Regions from separate parts of the Homo sapiens genome. Here all the other regions are linked to region 2. The links are chromatin loops, found by intact Hi-C in ENCODE. Cell type or tissue: gastrocnemius medialis. All regions are shown on one strand. Links, peaks and the distances in the headings refer to the core of each region. The heading gives the core; the rest is flanking DNA.

Region 1 (7,842 bases), core at 2,508-5,007, 250 kb before region 2:
AGAGAGCTTCAGATTTTAATTGTTAACCCTCTTTACTCCCATGAAGGTCTCTCAGGGTTCCAGATGCAAAAATGGGCACAGAGCCTGGGTCAGCTAGGTCTAGTGACCCATGTAGGTGCCGTGGACTCTGGGAACTGGACTATACACTACGTCCTTGACTCCTGTCTGACTCCCATGACATCACGCACTCCTGGTTTTTCCACTGGGCACCTTTTAACTCCTTTCTCTTTAAATAGCTCGCTGCTCTGAGTGAAAAGAAAGCAAGTCAACATTAAGGAAGCAAGTTAACATATCCAAATACATGGAACCTTGAGCCAAGCCTTTCCTTTTCAGATGGCTGACATTTGGGGGCCCGTTTACCTAAAAACCCATGTTTGGGAAAAGCTCTGTCTACTCTTACATGGGATGATAGAGAAGACATCCTCTTAAGCCAGGTGTGGTGGCTCATGCCTGTAATCCTAGCACTTTCAGAGACCGAGGTGGGAGGATCACTTAAGCTCAGGAGTTCAAGACCAGCCTGGGCAACAAAGTGAGACCCTGTCTCTATTAAGAAAACAAAAACAAACCAAAAAAACAAACAGAAGACATCATCTTGAAAATGTCATAAATCACAGGTTGTCCATCTCAAGAAGGAATGAGAAAGGATGTTTCAGAGTACAGAGGAAACTGGTTCTCTACTTAGAGGCAAGAGAAAGAAAACTGACCCTACTCATGTTCAGAAATCTTGGAAAAATTCTTTGCTAACTCCTCCAGAAGCAGGAAGTAGAGGAAAGATCAAGGACTTCAGAATTTGACCCTCTGGGTACAACCCAGCTCTCTCGCTGTCCAGCTGCATGACATAGGGCATCTGCAAGACCAGCTAAGCCTCAGTGTCTCCATCAATAACATAGTATGGAGGGTTTCTGTATGGAGTAAATAAGGTATTGCTGCCAGAGTCAATTGACTTTTCAATTTTTTTTTTTTTTTTTTGAGATGGAGTCTCACTCTGTCACCCAGGCTGGCGTACAGTGGTGTGATCTCAGCTCTGCAACCTTTGCCTCCCGGGTTCAAGCAATTCTCCTGCCTCAGCCTCCTGAGTAGCTGGGATTACAGGTGCCCGTCACCACATCTGGCTAATTTTTGTATTTTTAGTAGAGATGGAGTTTCACCATGTTGACCAGGCTCATCTCGAACTCCTGACCTCAAGTGATCCACCCACCTCAGCCTCCCAAAGTGCTGAGATTACAGGCATGAGCCACCACGCCCAGACCCCTTTCAGTCTTTATATTACCCAATCTCTCTGCATCATTTGACACTGTTGACCAATCTCGTCTTCTGGAAACACTCAGATACCTTAGCTCCGTTATACCCTGCCCCTTGGTTTGTCTCCCTTCTCTGTCTCTTCTGCAGCTCTTTGATGTCAGTGCTCCTTGGGGCTCCATCTTACACCCTCTCGACATTGCACTTCACAATAGTATTTATTTACTTACCAATTTACTGACTATTTAACAAGTACTGTATACAGTAAAAAAAATAGCATCCTAAGTGCTTTACAAAGGTTAAACCATTTAATCTTCAAGTAACCCCATTAGGTACGTACCATTATTGTTCCCCCTTTACCAGTGAGGAAACTGTGGCTCAGGAAGATGATGTGCCTTTGACAAGGTCATGGTTGGTAAGTGGTGGCAGCAGAATTGCAACTGTACGGCGCCCTGACTTATTTGCTAGCCTGGCTCCCTTGGATTTTTCTTTTAATTGGAAGGTCTACCAACACCAGGCCCTCATTCACATGTGAGCAATTCGCTCCAGCTACGTTGCAGTTGGCCCTCTTGCTCACCTTACCCAGCCTGCTTCTCTCACCAAACACCTGCCTGAGCTCTGTAGACATCAGCCACATCAACAAGTCCCAAAGTTTTATCTCTAGACTAGACTTTTCCCTGAGCTCCGTGTCCTTATATCTTTTTTTTTTCCCCCCTAAAACGGTGTCTTGCTCTGTTGCCCAGGCTGGAGTGCAGTGGCATGATCTCGGCTCACTGCAACCTCTGCCTCATGGGCTCAAGCAATTCTCCTGCCTCAGCGTCCCAAGTAGTTGGGATTACAGGTGCCCACCACCATGCCTGGCTAATTTTTGTATTTTTAGGAGAGATGGGGTTTCACCATGTTGGCCAGGCTGGTCTTGAACTCCTGACCATGTGATCCACCTGCCTCAGCCTCCCAAAGTGCTGGGATTACAGGCATAAGCCACTGTGCCCAGCCCAGTGTCCTTATATCTAACTGTCCACTGAACACTTGGATGTGTCACAGGCAGCTCCAACTCTACATACCTAAGATATTTCCCTCTCTCTTCCTGTGTCTCCCATCTCAGACAATGGTTCTGCCACCCACCCCATATTCAAATCTGAAACCTGGGATTCACAGGGGACTCCTCTCAGAGCCCTGATGATTTCTCTGCACCTCTATGCCTCCATCACTGGCCTAAAGCCACCAGAATTTCTTTCCCGATTACTGCACCATCCTCCTCCCTGGCCCCAAAGCCTCCAAACCTGCCCTACTCAAACCCCTTCTCCAAAACCAGACTGATTTCTCAAATTGAAAAAAAATAAAAATAAAAAATAAATACCTAAGACCTTTTAAGCCCAAATCCTTACCAGGGCCTTCAGTGGTGCTCCTGACCTCACCCCCAGTGACCTCTCTAGTCTCATCGGGTCACTCCCTGCTCTATATATCACATCCCAGTGATACTGGACAACTCCCAGCACCTCTAATGTGTCACGATCCACGCTTTCCTCTGCTGGAAACACTCCCACCCATGCCTCTTCACTTAGCTCATGCCTGTTCCTCAGGTATCTCACCTCCTCTGCAAATGTGTCCAGGTTAGGCGCTTGCCCTGTGTATTCCTACCTCCTACTGTCATGACCGCTTGGCACATTTTATTGTAATCGCCTGTTTAATTGTCCACCTCCCACCCCAGAATATAAGCCCCAGGATGGCCACAAGAGGTATCTATCTTACCAGCCCCCACACCCTTAGCACATGGTCAAGACACACAATACCTATCATTAAATGAGTGAATGATTATAATAAAGTGCCTGGCATAGAGGAGGTGCAATAAATGGCACAATTATTATTATCAAGCATAGAGATGGCTAATCAAGCAGGTAGTGAGCGAATTGTGTTTTGAATTGAGCTGCTGCCTCCAGCAGTATCATGCTTAGTAGGGACAGAACGGAGCCTACGCCTGTGCTCTGGGTTCCCTCTCAGCTGGGTCTCCCCAGCAGTCCCTACCCTGGGGCTCAGCATTCCCATATGGCAGGTGTAGGATCACTCCAAACCCCAGATACGAGGCCAGGCCATCTGGAGTCTCTTCCTTGCCATGCTGCTAACCCGCTGGGTTACTTCACCTCTCTGTGTCTCAGTTTCCTCATTTGTCAAATAAGAAATGTGGAGGACCAGTAAAAACCAAAGTGATTGGGAAAGTATAAAGTATTATACAAATATATACCCCTGATACCTCAGAGAAGGTTTTCTGACTTCTTCAGCTGAAAGCACTCAAGCCCCAAGAGGTTCAGAGCAGAGCCAAGTCCCCTGATGGCCAGTACAAAGAGGAGGAGAAAGAGAAGGACAGCAGAGGGTGCTCTCTGCTGGATTTCCCCAGCATGCCAGCTTCCCACTGTGCAGATAAAGCAAAATCTGATAGGAGCGGGGAGGAAGTGGGCTCAGGCTCCAGGAGTACAAGTTGGTATGCAAGCAAGTCATTCCAAACGCCGCCTCCACACAAACCCTCTGAGCTGCAAATTATTAACCTGCTTAACTCTATTGCAGAAACAAGCGCTGCTGGGGGTAAGGTGGGGAGGAGGGTGACAGAAGTCTCCTTCATGCCAAAGGTCCCTTTCCAGGAGCAAAGAGGCTTTCCTCTCAGCTTCTCAGCATTTCTTATTTACTTCTAATAGTAAATCTTCTAAACCAGTCTTGCAAATAAAGTCTAATCTCTCAACCGGAGGCATTAATGATTCATCACATGAGGGATTTCAGCCAGAAGACCAGTAAATAAGGATCCTGTCCACACACTCCACGGCTTGGGTATCTGGAAGAGCACAGCTGGGTTAGTCAAAAAAATAATTAATGTATTGGCTGGCACATTTTTGCAGAATTTATCACACTTGTCTAAACATCCCCAGACAATTCATCACTATTGCCACAAGGAGCCTGGAAAAATCTACTGCCTGATAAACCAACTGTAAACCAGCTGGTTTATACTCACATTTATCAATTTATAACTGAAAACCTCCTTGACAAATCTGTGCAGAAAAAGTGAAGCATGGAGAGGGAAACACATACATTGCCTCAAAGCAGGTGTAGGATTGTGGTTAAGAGCATGAACTCAAGTCCGAGTGTCTGGATTTCAGTCCTGCTCCATGACTCCCAAGGATGGTGACTTTACCTATCTAAGCCTCAATTTCCTTCTCTGTAAAATGATCACAAAACCTCGTAAATTAGGCTTATTCTGAGCATTAAATTATCCAGGAACAGCACTTAGCACATAGAATGTGTGGGGAGAGCATGAGGCGTGGGTGATAAGGAGTTTTGGTGATGAAGAAGAGGAGAGTCCACAGGCTACCAGAGAAGTTTAAAACTAACCCCTAGTTAGTCTGCTGACCATGTCTACAACTACCCACCCCACAACCCCACAACCCCACAACCCCATGGAGGCAAGGTGCCCTCACTCATGGTGCTTACTTCCAGAACCAATTCCAAAACAATTCATACAAATTCTGGAAACACCAAACATATACAGTAAAAAAAAAAAAAGTCTTAAAAATAAGTAGTCTATAGGAATACATTTAACGAAAGAAGTACAAGACATGTACTCTGAGAACTGCAAAACATTGTTGAAAGAAATGAAAGAACACGTAAATAAATGGAAAGACATCTCATGTTCATGAATTGGAAGACTTAACATAAGATGGCTATGTTCCCCAGAGTGAACCACAGATTCAATGCAATCCCTATCAAAACCACAGCAGGCTTCTTTGCAAACATTGTCAAGCTGACTCAGAAATTCACATGGAAATCCAAAGGACTTGGAATAGTGAAACAATACTGAAAAAGAACAAAGTTGTAGGATTCTCACTTCCCGATTTCAAAACTTACTACAAAGCGCTAGTAATTCAGACAGTGTGTGGTACTGACATAAGGACAGACATATAGATGAATGGAACAGAACTGAGAGTCCAGAAATAAACCCATGCATTTATGGTCAATTGATTTTCAACAAAAGTTGCCAGACAATTCAGTAGGGAAAGAATAGTATTTTTAAACATACGTGATTGGAATAACTGAATAGCCACATGCAAAAAAAAAAAAAAAAAGTCGGACAGCTTACCTTCACACCCTATATAAAAATTAACAAAAAATGGATCACAGACAATCTAAAATGTAAGACTAAAACTGTGAAACTGAGAAGAAAACATAGGAGTAAATCTTCATGACCTTGGATTAAGCAATGGTTCTTAGATACGACACTAAAGGCACAAGCAACAAAAGAAAAAAATAAATAAATTGGGCCAGGCGCAGTGGCTCATGCCTGTAATCCCTGCACTTTGGGAGGCCGAGGCGGGTGGATCACCTGAGGTCAGGAGTTCGAGACCAGCCTAGCCAACATGATAAAACGCGTCTCTACTAAAAATACAAAAAATTAGCTGGGCATGGTGGTGCGCACCTATAATCCCAGCTACTCAGGAGGCTGCAGCAGGAAAATCACTTGAACCCAGGAGGCGGAGGTTGCAGTGAGCTGAGATTGCGCCACTGCACCCCAGCCTGGGTAACAAGAGCATAACTCTGTCTCAAAAAACAAATAAATAAATAGGACATCATCAAAATTAAAAACGCTTGTGCTTCAAAAGGCACCATCAAGAAAGTAAAAAGACAACCAACAGAATAGGAAAAATTATTTGTAAATCATGTATCAAGAATATGAAAAGAGGCCAGGTGTGGTGGCTCATGCCTATAATCCCAGCACTTTGGGAGGCTGAGGCAGGAGGATTGCTTGAGACCACGAGTTCGAGACCAGCCTGGCCAACATGGTGAAACCCCGTCTCTACTAAAAATACAAAAATTTGCCAGGTATGGTGATGCGCACCTGTAATCTCAGCTACTTGGGTGGCTGAGGTAGGAGAGTCACTTGAACCCAGGAGGTGGAGGTTGCAGTGAGCCGAGATCACGCCACTGCACTCCAGCCTGGGTAACAGAGTGAGACCCTGTCTCAAAAAAAAAAAGAAAAAAAGAAAAAGAAAAAGAATATGTAAGAACTTTTACAACCCAATAATAAAAAGACAACCCTGTTTAACAATGGGCAAAGGGCCAGGTGCGGTGGCTCACACCTGTAATCCCAGCACTGTGGGAGGCCAAGGAGGGAGGATTGCTTGAGACCAGGAGCTCGAGACCAGCCTGGCCAACATGGAGAAACCCCATCTCTACAAAAAATACAAAAATTAGTTGGGCATGGTGGCACGTGCCTATAGTCCCAGGTACTCAGGAAGCTGAGGCGCAAGAATCACTTGAGCCTGGGAGACTGGGGTTGCAGTGAGCCGAGACTGCACCACTGCACTCCAGCCTGGGTGACAGAGTGAAACTCTATCTCAAAAAAAATAAATAAATAAAAATGAAATAAAAATGGGCAAAGGATTTAAATAGACATTTCTACAATGCAGATATACAAATGAACTATAAGCACATAAAAAGATGTTCAACGTCTTTAGCCATTTGGCAAATACAACCAGTGAGATGCCACTTCATACCCACTAGGGTGACTGTAATAAAAAATATATGCAATAACAAGTGTTGGTGAGAATGTGGAGAAATTAGAACGCTTACCCATTGTTAATGGAAATGTAAAATTATGCAGCTGCTTTGAAAAACAACTTGGCAGTTTCTCAAATAAACACAGATACAGACACCTACCAGGGATATACAGATACAGCATGATTCTGTTGTACAAAGTGTCCAGAATAGGCAAAACCTATCTAACTGAGGCTTAGGTGGGTAAAAAGATAGAAAGTAGATTTGTGGTTTCCCAGGGGGTGGGGGAAGAAAGGGAGGGGGCCATAAGGAGTGACTGTTGATGGATATGGGGTTTCTTTTTGAGAAGATAAAAGTGTTCTGAAATTAGGCCAGGTGCAGTGGCTCATACCTGTAATCCCAGCATTTTGGGAAGCTGAGACGGGTGGATCATTTGAGGCCAGGAGTTTGAGACCAGCCTGGCCAACATGGCAAAACCCTGTCTCTACAAAAATACAAAAATTAGCCGGGCATGGTGGTACATGCCTGTAGTCCCAGCTACTCGGAGGCTGAGGCAGGAGAATCGCTTGAACCTGGGAGGCACAAGTTGCAGTGAGCCAAGATCATGCCACTACACTCCAGCCTGGGCGACAGAGCAAGACTGTCTCAAAAAAAAAAAAAAAGTTCAGAAATTAGTAGTGATTGTGAAACTCTGTGAAGATACTAAAACCACTGAATTACACACTCAAAAGGGGTGAATTTTATGGTATGTGAATTATATGTCAATTAAACTGTTATTTCAAAATTAAACTAAACCAAGGGTTCTAGGTGCCCCTAGTGACTCCAGCATGACAGCTTGCATCCACTCTATCTGGCTGACGTGGTGAGCTGTGGAAAGGCACCCAATGCTCCCCGTTCTGTTAGGGTCTCCTTCCCACCTACTTGGCTCAGAGGACTCCCCTACTCCCCTAAGTTTCTGCCCACTGTAGCCATAGGAGCAGCAAGAACAAGAACAAGAACATAGCTGATATGTTTTGTGAATTGTATTGTGAGAAATGATCAGCCCCCACCTCTTACTTCAGCGCC
Region 2 (7,842 bases), core at 1,729-4,228:
CAAGGGCACTGAGAGGCAGAGCCAAGGCCCATTCTTTGTTTCCTCATCTGAGCCAGGCTAAGTTGGTGGAAATTGGGGGCAGAGGAGAGAGGATGGACAAAGGGGACATCTGAATTTTATCCCCCTTTCCCTGATTTCCTTCTTGCAGGTCTGTGCCAGGCGGGAGACAGTCTGTGGATGATGGTCTCACCTCTACATGTGCTCCTGTTGGGGAATTTCTCTCTTTTTCCCAATGATATCTTACTGTGACATTTACGGGAGGAGAGAAATGGTCTCTGGAAGCATAAGGAAAGGGAGGGTCTGACTGTGCCCCAGAAATGTCCTGTGGCTACGTGTCCAGGAGAGCAGGTTCTCAGTTTTAGCTTTCTCCATCCATCCTCCCCCTTCACTCTCAGTGTGCTCCAGAAGTTCCACCTTAGGCCAGGTACGGTGGCTCATGCCTGTAATCCCAGCACTTTGGGAGGCCGAGGTGGGTAGATTAACTGAGGTCAGGAATTCAAGACCAGCCTGACCAACATGGTGAAACTCTGTCTCTACTAAAAAAAAATACAAAAATTAGCTGGGCATGGTGGTGGGTGCCTGTAATCCCAGATACTTGGGAGGCTGAGGCAGGAGAATCGCTTGAATCCGGGAGGCGGAGGTTGCAGTGAGCTGAGATTGCACCTTTACACTCCAGTCTGGGCAACAGAGTGAGACTCTGTCTCAAAAAAAAAAAAAAAAAAGAATTTCCACTTTAAAGAGAGTCAATTACTTTTAGTCAGTTCTCAAAAGACCAAATCCTACCACTTAAATGTGACCCAGGTAGGAGAGAGACATTGCCTTGATTTTCACAGCTTTCCCCTGGCTCATCTCTGACCCCAAGGTGCTCTGTGTTCACTGGGCTGATTTTGCTTCAAAGTTTCAGCTTCTCTTTGTCGTTTCCTCAGCCAGCCCTGTGCCCTCCCTCTTTTCGTCCCATCTCCTCAGTCCCCCCGTTGTGTAGCCTTTACACAGTCTTCTCTGGTCTAATCTAATCTCCAACAAGCTGCCTCTTTTGCTCCTTTCTCTCTCCACAAACCTAATATATCTTGATGTGTCAACCTTTGGGCCACTGAGGCTGTGCTGACCTCTTCGGGGAGCTTGGCTTTTGTCCTACTAGGTAACCCCCTCTCCTGGGAGCTGTACCAACCTATTTTTCATCACATTTGAGCCTGGTTTTCTAAAAAAAAAAAAAAACCTAGACAGGCAGGCAGCCCACGCTGACTAAAGCTATGAACATCTCTCCTTTCTTAAGGGGTCTTTCTCCCTCCTCTCTGCCTGTCTGGCAAGAGCCAGCAGCCAGAGGTGGGGGTGGAAACCTCAGTTACCATCACATCAGCTGGATAATAGTTCTATAGATGCTGGACATGCCGACAAAGGGGCAAAGTATTCTGTATCATAGCATTTTTATTATATTCTATTATAATCATGTATCTTTCTATCATAATCAGGTATCATGCATAATCATGTAGCTGTCATATTTGTCTTAGTTTGCTAGGACTGCCCTAACAACATACTACAGTCTTGGGGGAGGGGGAATGCTTAAGCAACAGATACTTATTTGCTCACAGTTCTGGAGGCTGGAAGTCCAACGTTGAGGTGTCAGCAGGTTTGGTTTCTTCCGAGACCTCCACTCGTGGCTTGCAAATGTTGACCCGATTGCTGTCTCCTCACTTGGTCTTTCCTCTGTGTGTGATTCTGTGGTATCTTTTAGTCCAAATTTCCTCTTACAAGGACATCAGTCAGACTGGATTAGGCCACCTTCTAATGGCCCCACTTTAACTAAAGGCCCTGTCTCCAAATACCATCACATTCTGAGATACTGGGAGTACCTCAAATTTCCCAGTAGAAAATTTATAGGGGACAGAGTTCAGCCCATAACAATATTATTCCCCAATTCCATCATCGACTTACACTGAAGTCAGAGCAAAAAAGATCAGTCTCAAATTGCAGTGTGTGGGATTTCAGCTAGATGTAAGAAAGGTTCAGGCACTCCCAAATGGAGACCCTGGGAGTGGGATCTCAAATGGGAGAGGGGAAGGAGGGTAAAGATGAAAGCAGGCATCCTAGAAAACATAATACATTTCCAATTAGTTGATACCCTTTCTAAAAGGAGGAGGCTAAGCCAGATGATTTCTGGATCCCAACATTAATTTATTCAATCAATCACTCATTTAGCAGACATTCACTGAGCCTCACCACGCAGCAGGCACAGGAATCCAGAAGCAAGTCCTTGAAGGTTCTTGCCCTTTAGAGAACTTGTACTTATTGGTAAACCCTGGGTAGGATGGGAGGAGGGCAGGGGCAGCCAAAAGAAGAAGGGTGAAGAATGCTCTGAGGCGTGAACATTAATGAAAACACAGACCCCAAGCCCAGTGGTCAGCCCAGGCTTGTACATTTCTTTCCTGGCACTTAGCAGTGTTTCCTGGCACTCAGCAGTGCCCACACCCAGAGTAGAACCCTCTGTTTTTTTTTTTTTTGTTTTTTTTGTTTTTTTTTTTTGAGACAGTCTCGCTCTGTCATCCAGGCTGGAGTGCAGTGGCATGATCTTGGCTCACTGCAACCTCCGCCTCCCAGGTTCAAGTGATTCTCCTGCCTCAGCCTCCCGAGTAGCTGGGACTACAGGTGCGCACCACTACACCCCGCTATTTTTTTTTCTATTTTTTTTTTTTGGTATTTTTACTAGAGACAGGGTTACGCCATGTTGGCCAGGCTGGTCTAGAACTCCTGACCTCAGGTGATCTGCCCGCCTCGGCCTCCCAGAGTGCTGGGATTACAGGCATGAGCCACCACACCCCACCAGACCCTCTATTTGATAATAGGTTGCATAAAGCGTAACCTCAAGTTTCAGACATCCTGAAAGACCTCGAACCTTGGGCCAGCCCAAGAAAGCTGGAGACATTTCTCACCCCCATACGGGGACAGGCAGGTGGGAGGAGGGTGTGGCTGGCAGCCCAGTGGAGTCACCATAGCCACAAACCATGAGGTTTGGGATCAAGTGGGCCCTAACCCTGATCCCACTGCAGCTGCAGGAGACAGGCAGGCGTTCCCTGTTCTCACATCAGACACTTCTGGGGCCTTCCACTGAGGATCGGTCACACCCTCCCTGGGGAGCCCACTGGAGGCCCCTGGGAACTGCTCAGGAGTGTGTGGCTACTGCCAGCAGAGGCCGGGCTGCCAGGGCTGGCTGCTTCCCTCTAGAAGGAGCCGGAAGCTTCCATCTAGAAGGTGAGCCTGCCATCTAGCGTCCCAGTCTGGGCCGCGCAGGGACAAAGGAGCTTTCCCTGCACTGTCGTGTTGGTCACATTCAGCCCCACGGCATATTTAACTGCTGCCCACCTTCTCCCCACCATCGTGAGGTGAGAGCAAACCACCCTCGTTTCAGGGTGAATTTGATTTTTAGAAACAGCTGAAAGTCGTTCTAAGCCAAATGGTTATTGGTGGGAATTCAAAGAGTTTCCCCTGTGGCTTACAACTGTCTAAAGGCAGGTGACTATTTTCAAGTATTTATATATATATATATATATATATATATATATATATATATATATTACATATAATAATATCTATTATATTATATATTAATTATTAACTCTAATATATATATTAGAGTTTCGGGAGCAATTAAAAGTCTCATTGTTTTCATGCCAACAGTGTATACCATGGAACTCAATGTTTTCATACAGAACTTAAAGTACATCTTCCTCTTAGAAATGAGTGTAAGTGCTATCTTTTCCATGCAGACCTAACTTCTACAGGAGAGGAAGAATGGTCTGATTTATTCGGCTGCTGAGGGGAGAGTTATCCACACTGAGCCGGGGATGGAGCCTGGGATAGAGTTAATAATCGAGATATATATAAATAAAATATATCCTGGACCTTCGGAGTTAAGCATTTAATCCAGCAATTGGGCCCTGCCTTTGGGACTGTTTGTCCCAGGGCTTTTTGGGGAAGACTTAGATCTAGGAAAGGGCTAATGGAGGGACATGGAACAGGAGATCAGCTCTGTCCCTGCTCCTCAAAGAAGGGCAACTGCAGGAGGTATGCAGCCCAGTGCCCAAGCCAAGGGTGGCAAAGGACGTGGAGCTCATCTGAGGATACAGGGAAAAGCACCAGAAAGTCAAAGCCACAGTCCCAGATATTTGTTTCTGGTGTGAGTGGCTGAATGCTGCTGCTTCCCTGGAGAAGAGCAGAAATCCAGGGCCCCAGAATGAGCCTGACCGGGGTAGGGTAAGGGGGTGGACAAAGGGAGCCCTCCCCAAACTAATGATGATCTCTGGAGATCAGGCCTCAGTTCCTGAGCAGCCTTGAGTTCCCTGTGTCCTGGGAAGGCCTTGCTGCTACTCCTAGAGCCCCTTTTTTCCTGGAGCAAAGGGTAGACCCCTCTACTAGGATCCTTGCTGACTTCCACCTTATCTGAGCACAAAGAGTTGCCTTCGGTTAGAGACTAGGATTTAGGTGTGGCCACTTTGGGGAGGGTGGATTAATCTTTTTAACATGGAAAGAGGCCAAGAAAACAGGGCCCTCATTTGGCCTTGAGAGCCTGGCAACTCCACTATTCCCTTTGATTAGCAAAATTCTAGAGCTCGAAGAATACCAGATAATATATGCAGAAGGAAGAAAAAAAATTTTTTTTTTTTGAGGCAGAGTCTCACTCTGTCGCCAGGCTGGAGTGCAGTGGCACGATCTTGGCTCACTGCAACCTCTGCCTCCTGAGTTCAAGTGATTCTCCTGCCTCAGCCTCCCGAGTAGCTGGGACTATAGGCGCGTGCCAACACACCCAGCTAATTTTTGTATTTTTAGTAGAGATGGGATTTCACCATGTTGGCCAGGATGGTCTCGATCTCTTGACCTCGTGATCCGCCTGCCTCAGCCTCCCAAAGTGCTGGATTTACAGGCATGAGCCACCGTGCCTGGCCTGAAAAAAATTTTTTTAAATCACTAAGACTTGAAATGACATAATGGACTTAGGTCACAATCAACAAATGCTAAAATCATCAGGTGAAAGGTTAATGGAGAACTTTATGGGATGATGCTACCTAAACCCATTGATCAATCCTATTAGTATTAAAAGTGAAAAAAAAGATATTAATATTATATGTCTCACAGTAATGCCACCCTAGAAAGTATAGGTGCCTAAAAACATTGACCTTGAATCTAATCAAGGCCCAGATATAACTATCAGTTTACAGAAAATATGGAGGATGGAAGAATATGTTAACCACTCCACAGTGAAGCAGACAGATACGGAACTTAAGACATTATACAGAACAAATTACCTGATTCCCTGTCAAATCAGTGACAAGGGTGAACTGCTTCAGAATAAAAGAAACGAAAAAGACACAACCATATGCAATATGTGGAGTTTTAAAAAACAACTGAAAAAAGATGTCTTTGAGATAATCAGGTAATTTGAATATGGATTGAGTTTAGATGATATTGAGGAATTGTTCTTTTTTTTAAGTAAACAATGACATTGTGAAATGTATTAAAAAGTCTTATCAATTACAGATTAAAACTTAAGTGTTCCAAACGAAATGTCAAACTACCTAATATTTGCTTTAATATACACTAGAAGGAAAAAAGAGTTGGGGGAGAGGAAGCAAGATTGGCCAAATGTTGATAATGATTGAGGCTGGGTGATGGATACATGGAGATTCTTTTTATTCTGATTTTTTGAGTATATTTAGAAATTTCCATAACACACACACACACACACACACACACACACACACACACACACACTCTTCATGGTGCCCTTGACCCTCATGCAGATCATGGTTATTTCATATTATGTAAAATTCAGCCTCAGTCTGGTGTCTGAGAATAGGAAGACTTATAGAGAAGAGGCAAGAAATATCTTTGGGGAAGTTTGGGAGATTCCTTCCTTCAAACACTTTAGATTTGAAAAGACAACTGCGAGAACAGAGAAACGAAGGCACGTGTCGCACTGACACACCCACAGAGGCACATGCAAAATCACACACACATAACCTGACCCTCACACAGACCCTAGCACACCCACCAGGACCTGTGAGAGTGTCCAAATGCCCACAGGGCATGAGAACACATTCTCTTCCCAGCCGGTGCTGAAATATAAATCCAAATAAAATCAAATGAGGGCCTGGCGTGATGGCTCACACCTGTAATTCCACTTTGGCAGGAATGCCACTCCACTTTGGGAGGCTGAGGTGGGCGGACCACTTGAGGTCAGGAGTTCGAGACCAGCCTGGGCAACCCTGTCTCTACTAGATATACAAAAGTTAGCCGGGCATGGTGGTAGGTGCCTGTAATCCCCACTACTTGGGAGGCTGAGGCAGGAGAATCACTTGAACCTGGGAGGCAGAGGTTGCAGTGAGCTGAGATCGCACCACTGCACTCCAGCCTGGGTGACAGAGGGAGACTCTGTCTCAAAAACAAACAAACAAATAAATAAACAAATGAATTCAGTAGCACTGAATATTAACGCATGGCTATATAGAGGAAATGAAATGAAAACAAAACGCTCAAAAATCATCCTAGGATTCCTGGAACATCTGTATTTACTTGAGGATAAAGTTTAAGGTTATCTCAAAAAAAAGCATCAAAAGAAAAAAAGATGATAGTATTTGGCTTTCTTGTCCTTCATTCATCTCACACCTCACATTTCTCCTAGGAGTGCTCATCTAAACTAAGCCTCACTCAGTGCCTACATACTAAATCACCCCCAATTCTTTCTCTCTAGCTCACGCCCTCTCCTAAGCTGTAGACTGGTGTATCCAACTGCCTACTGGACATTTCTTCTTGGATGTTTTATCGTAGTTAGGGTACAGGCTAAGCTTATTTCTAAAATTCAGAGATAGGCGGCCCAGGGCAAGTTAGATGACACTGCTGTCCTCAACTTGTGCTTCTCCTCTCTAGGCCCAAGGTGGCTGCGTTAGTTCTGATTTATCTTTCAACCAGTGGAAAGGAAAAAAGGGTCAAGGGAGCTTGTGCCTACTTCTTCTAAGGGCAAAGCATACATTGCTTTTTCTTACATCCCATTGGCCAGAGTTTGGTCACATGGCCACACTTACTGTAAGGGACGCTGGGAAGTAAAGTCTTTAGCTGACTGGCCATGTGCAGTTAAAACCATTGTTATAGAAAAAGGGCAGGAAGGTATTGAGGGATAATGGGATGTCTACTATATCCCTCAGATATCACAAACTGAATATAAATAAAAGTAAAATGATCTTTTTGGCCCCCTCTCCCACAACTGTGCCTTTTGCCATCCCCAGATTGAAAAATGACCCACCATTTACCAGTCACCAAAGTAGGGTTGCCAGAGTAAATACAGGATTCCTAGTTAAATTCAAATTTCAGATAAACAAGGAATAATGTCATAGTATCGTTACGTCCCAAATATTGCATGTATTTTCATGTGCTAAATCTAGCAATCCTAGAGGCAAGCCAGGGACCTTGGAGCCATCTGGATTCCTCCTTCTTGTCCCCTTTTCAATTGCCTTCCAAGTTCTACTGACTCTTTTCTGTAATATTTCTCAATTTGTCCCCTCCCCTCCATCACTGGTTCAGGCCATCATCCTTTCTCTCAGACTCCTGGAGCTGCCTCCTGCCTGGCCTTCCCGTTTCCAGCCTTGCCTCTTTAACAAAATGCTTCACAAAGCAGGTAAATGGGCCTTCCTAACAGGCAAATCTGACCATGTCACTCCCCTGCTTTACCTCCTTCCATTGCTCCGCATGGCTTTCAGAATAAACCTCAAATGTATTAGCCAGGTTGCTAAAACCTTTGATCATTTGACGTCTCTCTGTCTCCCATTCTAGCCCCATCTCCCTGAAGCTGTATTC
Region 3 (7,842 bases), core at 2,508-5,007, 440 kb before region 2:
TTAATACTCAAATTACAAGCAAACTTTAGAAGTACAATGGTCTAAAATTAGAAGTCAAGGATTTAGGATACCAGTTTGGGTTATGCCATCAAGAATTTATGACTACTCATATACACTCTCTAAACAGAGGAGAGCAATTACACTGCCTATGTGTAATATATTGCATTAACTAGATAACATCTTTAAGGCTAATAAAGTCCATTAGACTAAAATGAACTTCAGAACAGGTACTGTTGGATCCCTATACCTCAAAAATAGTAAAGTTTAATAACTGTGGTTGAATTCATGAGTAACTAATTTTGATCTCATCATTGTTTTTCTGAAAGCACAGAAGAAAAAAATGAGTTAAATGAAAAGTTGACTTTAAATGTTAAGGCAGCTAAATTTCACATTCAGCTTTATTCTCCCCACACTGACTGAGGGTGACATATCTATTCAGGTAAGAGAGTAGAGAGGGCTGAAGAGTCAGGCCTGAATGGGAAAATGTCAGTTGTAGGAGCCTTTAGTGTATTTTTATATAGTGCTAAGCACATGTCTTGCCCACAACATGCATGCTATATGTACTTGTTGATTCCATTGGACAGCACTCAAAGCCACAGCATTGGCATCATGATTCTTTGTAATACAGATGGTGCCTTTATAAGAAATGTTGACTTTAAGCAGAACCTGATTGTACATGCCCATGGCTCAGAAGTCCTCTTTTGTAGGTCACGAAACTAGATGCACATGAAGACAATGGATTCCATGAAGAGAGAGAATAATTTCACGCATATGCTGAAATATCTGGAGTGTTTATGATACTAATTTACCTTTCTAATCATCATTCTCCCCTCTACAAAAAGAAACATGTTCATTAATAATATCCAACATGGATTCTACAGAGTTTCAGGCCTGTGAAAAAAAGGGCCCTCCTAGGGTGAAGTATAAGGCCATTTCTAGGGTCCAGAAGTCTGAAGAAGGCCACTCAGAGAAAACGGTCCCAGCATTTTAAATTATTTACTCAAAATAGAACTATGTTTAATAATAATATTTTCGTTAAATGTTTATAAGTAAATATATTTACCTAAATGTACAGAAATTAGTGTTAACACTCTTATTTATGTAGTACCCAGGTAATCAGAAAGCTCAATCATTATCAAATTATTTTTCCCCATAAGCAAGACTCTAAAATAGCAATAGATGCTCACAATGATAATCATTCACACTAAAGATTCCAATAGACCTCCTGAAGAATTTTTGGAAGTAATTGTTTTGGGTGTATGTTTAAGATTAAGTTTATTATATTCTAATGCTTACAAAACTAGTCATATGTACAATACGTACACATGGACACTAGGTTAAACAGAAAAATTCAATTAGTGAAAAATTCCATTTACTACTTGTTACATAGAATCAGACATTTATTGTATCTGCTGCTTTCTCAAATTCAGGCATATCAGTCACTGTGCTCCCTCTCCTGAAAGTCTTTCCCTATCAGTCTATTATGCAATTCTCTAAGCCCTAAAATTCCCCTCAAAATGCATGAGTTAATTATATTCTATCCTTTCAAACATGTCAACAGTTTCTGTGAACATCTTTTAGGTAATATTTTACTAATATTAAAGTTTACTATTGTTAAATATGGGAAAGTTAAATACATATTCATTTTTAAATAGATCAACAGAATTTTTAATTACAAGGAATTGAAATTTCTAAAACCCGGGTTTAAATGAGTCTAAGCTGTTCAAACTTAACTATATATCTCATTTTTTCCCCATATGTATGATACCTAAAAATATATTTTAGCTTATTTTTTAAACCAGCATACATTCAATTTCTGAAAACAACTCCAAGCTTTGATAGTATCTGATTCATCAAAAGCTTTGTCATTCATCGAAATGATTTTACTTACAAAACATAAATATCAACTTTATCATTAGGGAATGTTTTGTTGAATAGCAATATGAATTCACTGAAGGACATATATCATTTTACTAAAATACTTTGTAAAAATTTACAAATTAGAACAAAGTGATCATCCTTACATGTTCATAAGTTACATAAGAAAATAATATAAACTGAAATTAATTTTAACATAAGCTTCTGAAAGAGAATTGCAAAAATAAAAATGGAATTTATCTTGTCATATCTTGGTGTTCAAAATATTTTTAAAGAAAGGATAGACAGAATGTTCACAGATGACCTGAAGAGCCTTGCCTTAAGTGATGATTTTTTCCTATTCAGCTAGCTATTATAAATATGCTAAAAACAACAGCAAGGACAAAAAAATGCACATAATTAAACTGTCATTATGCCATCAAAAATAGATTTTATATGAACATATAATATTACAAGTGTTCAAAAATAAGTTGATTTATACTTTGCTCCTAGTAGTTCCTTTAAAAACAAATAATTTTTTCAGTAGCTGACAATGCACAAAATAATTACTAAGAGCATGTGAGGTTCCCAGCAAACTTTTTTGCTTATATAATTCTGTTTCCTTTCACATCCACCAAATGGGAAATGGAATCATATGTGACACTAATAATTCTTCATGAAAAACATCATTCTGAACATACTATTGAATAAATGTATTCATATATACATACACACACACACACACATAATATGGATGATAGAAAGTATAGGCATGTATCTCCTATTTATATGATCCAAATGTTCTACAACCCTAAAACCTACATTTCCTTTATCTTCAATAAATATATATATGCATCTCTATGTATGATATGTATAATACATATAAATATGTATGTTTTAATTTGAAATAATGTATTCATTTCACAGCTTTAGATTAGTTCCAAAAATATGGTTCAAAAATATAGAGTTTACAAATGTACCTAATTGATACAAAGAGATCAGCTCCAAAAGAGTAACAGTTTAACCTATTCCCTTCAAAATACGTTAAGATACTCATACATTGCCATTAGTTTACTTTGTTATCTCAAATGATAAATAAAAAGAATCTAGTCTTTCCTGAATTTAAAACAAAGATAGAATTCTCAGATTTTCATATTAATTTGAGTAAACGATCATAATACAGTTTCTGGATAATTAATTTGAGCAATAAGACAAGGGTTGCTGAATTTCTGAATAGGCATTTCTAGAGATAGGCTTAACTCTATTTTGACTTGAACCAAAAAACTAGTTTTATTTAGCATTTTGCAACTCTCTGAACTAAACACAATAATTAGCAGGGAAAATTTTTTTAATGTTCACTTGACCGTTAAAACTGAATGAATTACAATTGTTATACCTAATATGGAGTTTATTCTGGATGTGTGGAGGGTGTGTGTATGTGTGTGCAAGTGACCCACTGAAGTAACAAGCACTCTGCTGCTTGGGAGTGGCAAAAGGTGAGTTGCTCTAAGAGTACAGTACTTACATCCTCAGTTCTGTGTCGCCTAACAGAAACTACAGTATGTTTCAAATCTTTTTTCTTAAAGAGAGTTATAAAATCACTCTTTGATAGGTGCTACAATTTGGTTCAAAGCCTCCTAAAAGTTGAATGGCAATGTTAAAACCATTAAGCACTCAGCTCCTGAACATGGAGAAAATTATGCTTGTATAGCAACTAGGACTTCCTTCTCAAGATTGCAGCAGCAGTCAACATTAACAATGGATGATTCTTGTAATTGGGGTGGAAGGCTAGGGTGGGAGAGGAAAAGAAAAAAAAGTTTACATCATATCTTTCCCTGAGATTACCTAAAAATTTATACTTCATAATTTAACACCATAAAATTACGGCTGTCAATACTTGTTTGGGGACACACTTTCAAATACAAAATGGAACTTAAAAGAAAGATAAGCTACTTAAATCTTAAAAGGGAAACTAAACATTAATGGTAATTTTCTCATGTATCACATTTCAAAGAAGAGCCCTTACAGTATAAAGATTCCATGAGTTCGTGACAGCTTTATTCTTAGACCCACAAATCGAGCCATTGTTATGCTCTGAAACTGTAGGAACTGCTGCCACCTATAGGATCTGAACAACAATGGCAGTGTTTTACTCAGCAGTACCCTCTACTGGGGACAGAAATGTGATGAATGTGTAGGCACTTTTCTTAACAGCAGGTGGCCTCACTTTTGCTACAGATTTACCTCAAAAATGTTGGTTTAAAAGCTTTTTCATGTTTTGTAAAATAAACTCCAACTTCCGCCTGAATCTAAAGTTGCTAGGTGATCTGAGATAGGAAAAAAACCCACAACCGTGAACTCTGAAAATTCACTTCCATAAACAGTTTCACAAAGTTGTTCCCCAGTTGCTAATCTAATGTCACTTAGTGCCATGCCATACCAACCAAGACACAAAAGAGAGGTACTCTACTGAGACTCCCTGCATAAGGGTGAAATTAAGGAAAGTTTTTATTGAGTATAAAATGTCTGTTACCATAATTAGTCCCATCTTTCTAGAATTTATTACACTCTGTAATATAAAGTAACTATAAAGATGCCAGTTTCTTGTGGCATTCTTAGGTAACTAATATTAAGCAAGGTTATACATTTTTAAAGATATTTACTGTTGAGGATTAGTAAACTCAAACATTTAAGAATAGCAATATGTACCAAGGATGTCAGCAAAATTTTCTTAGAAAAGAAAAGCAATTGCCGGGCGCGGTGGCTCACGCCTGTAATCCCAGCACCTTGGGAGGCCGAGGCGGGCGGATCACGAGGTCAGGAGATCGAGACCATCCTGGCTAACATGATGAAACCCCGTCTCTACTAAAAATACAAAAAATTAGCCGGCGTGGTGGCGGGCGCCTGTAGTCCCGGCTACTCGGGAGGCTGAGGCAGGAGAATGGGGTGAACCCAGAAGGTGGAGCTTGCAGTGAGCCGAGATCGTGCCACTGCACTCCAGCCTGGGCGACAGAGCGAGACGCCTCTCAAAAAAAAAAAAAAAAAGGAAGAAAAGAAAAGCAATTAACTTTTATATCTTTTTATTGCAACCAGAAAATGACACCTTCCCTTTGGTTTTATTCCATCCATACAAATTAATTAAAATAACTAATGCCTTTATTATTGTTAAAGATTTGAAAGCATTTTAAATGTTAACAAATAAAAGGTGTTATAACCAAGGGCAGAAGGATTTCAGCATATTCAGAAGCCAAGGTAAAGTAGGTCTATAAACTAAAGAAAATCTTGTAACAGAAAATCATTCAGTCAGAGTCAAGTAGCACTCATACTATGAAAATAAAAAATATTATCCACCATATTGCTGTAGACATGCCATCAACTGATGATATTGCAAAGGCTAAACTCTAAACCTATATCTGTAATCACAGCAAATGGTGGCAAGAAAAAAAATATATAGACTTAGAACAAAACAAAGAAACAAAATAATACCCAATTCAAAGCCATGAAAAAGCAAATAAAATTATTATTGAAATGCTGACTATTGCAGAAATATTGGGTGAATATTTCAAAATGTAGCCAGCTATCCAGATATTTATCATGTTTCTTTAGAAAAAAATTAGGATTTGTTTTTAAGTATATTCAGATCTTTGGTCACAAAATCACAGATTCCTAGAAAATATTTAATATACATTGCTTTTAATTTTACACATTAAATCTATGGTACATATAGGTATTTTTTAGGGCCACTGAAACAAATTGTCACTGCAGCCTTACATACGCTGTTTGCCACTGAAATCTTAGAAAGGAATGGACATGGAGGAAGTACCATCCGTCCCTTTGTGTGAAGTAGCTTTGTTAATTCCATGAGTTCTCACACTACTGCCTTTCACCTGTGACCAAGCTTAGCCTATACCTGTACCATTGTGAATATGCTAATAGTCCTGAATTTAGGCCTATCACCTTCCTTCTTTTCTTTAAATATCTTTACATGTCTGGCCTGGCACCATTTTCTTCAAATGACTATTCTTTAGTGCGAACAAAAGCTCTGATGGACTCTTCAATTCCTTTCATAGTTAAGAAATGGCAGCTAGGCAAAATGGAGGAATAGAAAAAGCTAAATGTGCTCAACCAAAAATGTACTATAACCTTATAATTCTAGATAACTGGGCTTTATCTTAAATCTATACTTTTGAGATTTATAATTTTTTCCAGCTACCTACACAACTTATTTTTAAATTGTTTATTGAGTTACTGTAGTTTATGTTTTTCAGCTTTAAACTGTTTTATCAATTTCCAAACCAGGGTGGGGAAATATGGTTTAAAAATAGTTTTAACTTATAATAGGGCTTAGCAAACTTATTTGATACAAAGTTGTATATAAATATCATTGTACTGAAACCAATACACCAGACTTATATAGATCCACTGGTTCTCAGGGTGGGTACACCTGTACACCCCAATCCTGGACTTCTCCAAAATTTCTGATAACATCATGGGTTTGCTCTACTATGAAGTGCATGTTATTAGATCAAATCTCCAAGCTCCTATTAACTCTATAATGAACTACGGCAAACTGAACTTTTGTTGTGTGTTTTCTAAAAGATAGTGATTAAATACATAGGTAGGCAGATATAATTGTATGTGGTAATACATGCCTACAATGTTTTTCAAATTTTGTTTAAATAATTTTTAAAATTTTCCTAAATTCTCTATATCCTCATAGTAATGATGTCTCTGAGACTATAACCCAGAACTACCATTGATATGACTGTATAAAAGCTTTCTTTCATTACTTCAGTAATAAGCCATTTGGATAATAATAATAGCTGGGATATAGCACCCACCATGTGTCATGTACTAGGTGCTTTTTATTCATAAGCATTGATCCTTAGACCAATCCTTTGAGTTATTATCCCCATTTTACAGATGAGGAAATTGAAAGACAAGTAAATTACATGGCTTGCCTAAGACCACGAGGTCTGTGGATTACAAATTAAGTGCTCTTTCTGTTAAGCAACTGTAGATATAATTTAATTCAATTCCAGAAAACAATATTGAGCTACATGGAACATATGATTCTAAGCATTTTTTTTTTCACAAAGTAATTTAGTTTATAAAATTAGGTAACTCAAAATCTCACAAACATATAAAGTTTTTTTTTACACAGTGTAAAAACACCTTTACACATTTTTAAGAACCCTAAAACCCTGAACATGACAAGATTTAATATTTCACTTATATTCTTGATATATGTTAATATCATCACACAATAAAATGAACACATTTCACAGCAAGAAAAGGACTCAGGAGCTAGAAAATTTAAATAGTTGATGCTACAAAGTCACTATGTATCCCATTTTAAGAATATGTTATACTATGCAAAACTGTAGAAGGACCACATATTGATAATGAGTGGGATCTTTTGAATTTGCAATAATCTTTACCTTTAAGAAATTAATAATCTCCTACTACTTTTTTTTTTCCAACCACATGCTTTCACCACTTTAGTAGTGTCTTCATTTTGAAAGCACTTGGAATAAACAGTTTAAAAACTGTAATTTTCTTTGTAGGTACAGTATTAAATTGCAGTATCAACTCAAGCACCGAAGAACTACAGTGCTACCCTGAGGACAAAAGGCATTTTAGATGTCGTAAATATATTATGAAGAAGTCTTTTCTTTAAATTGTCAGCAAGATAACCTCATTCTTTCCTTTTTAATAGTGATTTAGTGTTGTTTCACACAAAAATCAAATGCAATGGTATTTATGGTACCATACATTATATGATAAGAAACAAAAAGGTTTCAAAGGATATCCTAAAGCTTCAGTTTTAAGGGACATAAGTAGGTGAGCAGATGGTTCTCAGAGAATGCAGTCACAGACTTTCCCCTTCAGAATATTCCTAAACGATACATTTTGATTTGAAGGGTCCTGTTCGTAGGTCCATCATATGCTTCTAGTAAATCAACACTGAAATGAGATCATGCA

The links. Hi-C counts contacts between places; a loop is a spot of excess contacts. Peaks named below come from ENCODE experiments on the same cell type or tissue, not always from the same donor. Only the 100,000 strongest peaks of a DNase experiment are listed, where the experiment ranks them.
Region 1: a loop joins it to region 2, with 12 times the contacts of the local background. A loop is called at or near these places in 35 of 110 quality-filtered maps.
Region 3: a loop joins it to region 2, with 11 times the contacts of the local background. A loop is called at or near these places in 41 of 110 quality-filtered maps.

The regions. Positions count from the first base shown.
Region 1 is chr2:44,287,630-44,295,471 of GRCh38, reverse strand. All of the region lies in intron 4 of SLC3A1 (solute carrier family 3 member 1), which reads right to left. Among named protein-coding and RNA genes, the nearest start is that of SLC3A1, 16 kb to the right of the region's middle. In gastrocnemius medialis, for the core only: a CTCF peak has its summit at 3,582 (motif pointing right); a DNase peak (open chromatin) is centred at 3,653; H3K4me3 peaks cover 330 bases.
Region 2 is chr2:44,039,780-44,047,621 of GRCh38, reverse strand. No RefSeq gene overlaps it. Among named protein-coding and RNA genes, the nearest start is that of LRPPRC, 48 kb to the right of the region's middle. RefSeq lists an enhancer at 3,319-3,368. In gastrocnemius medialis, for the core only: CTCF peaks have their summits at 3,056 and 3,263; a DNase peak (open chromatin) is centred at 3,231; H3K27ac peaks cover 448 bases.
Region 3 is chr2:44,475,763-44,483,604 of GRCh38, reverse strand. All of the region lies in intron 3 of CAMKMT (calmodulin-lysine N-methyltransferase), which reads right to left. It overlaps LOC124907758 (a long non-coding RNA gene), which reads right to left and starts at 7,814. Exons shown (of 2, transcript XR_007086302.1): 1 at 1-7,814. In gastrocnemius medialis, for the core only: a CTCF peak has its summit at 4,008 (motif pointing left); no DNase peak of the experiment used is centred there.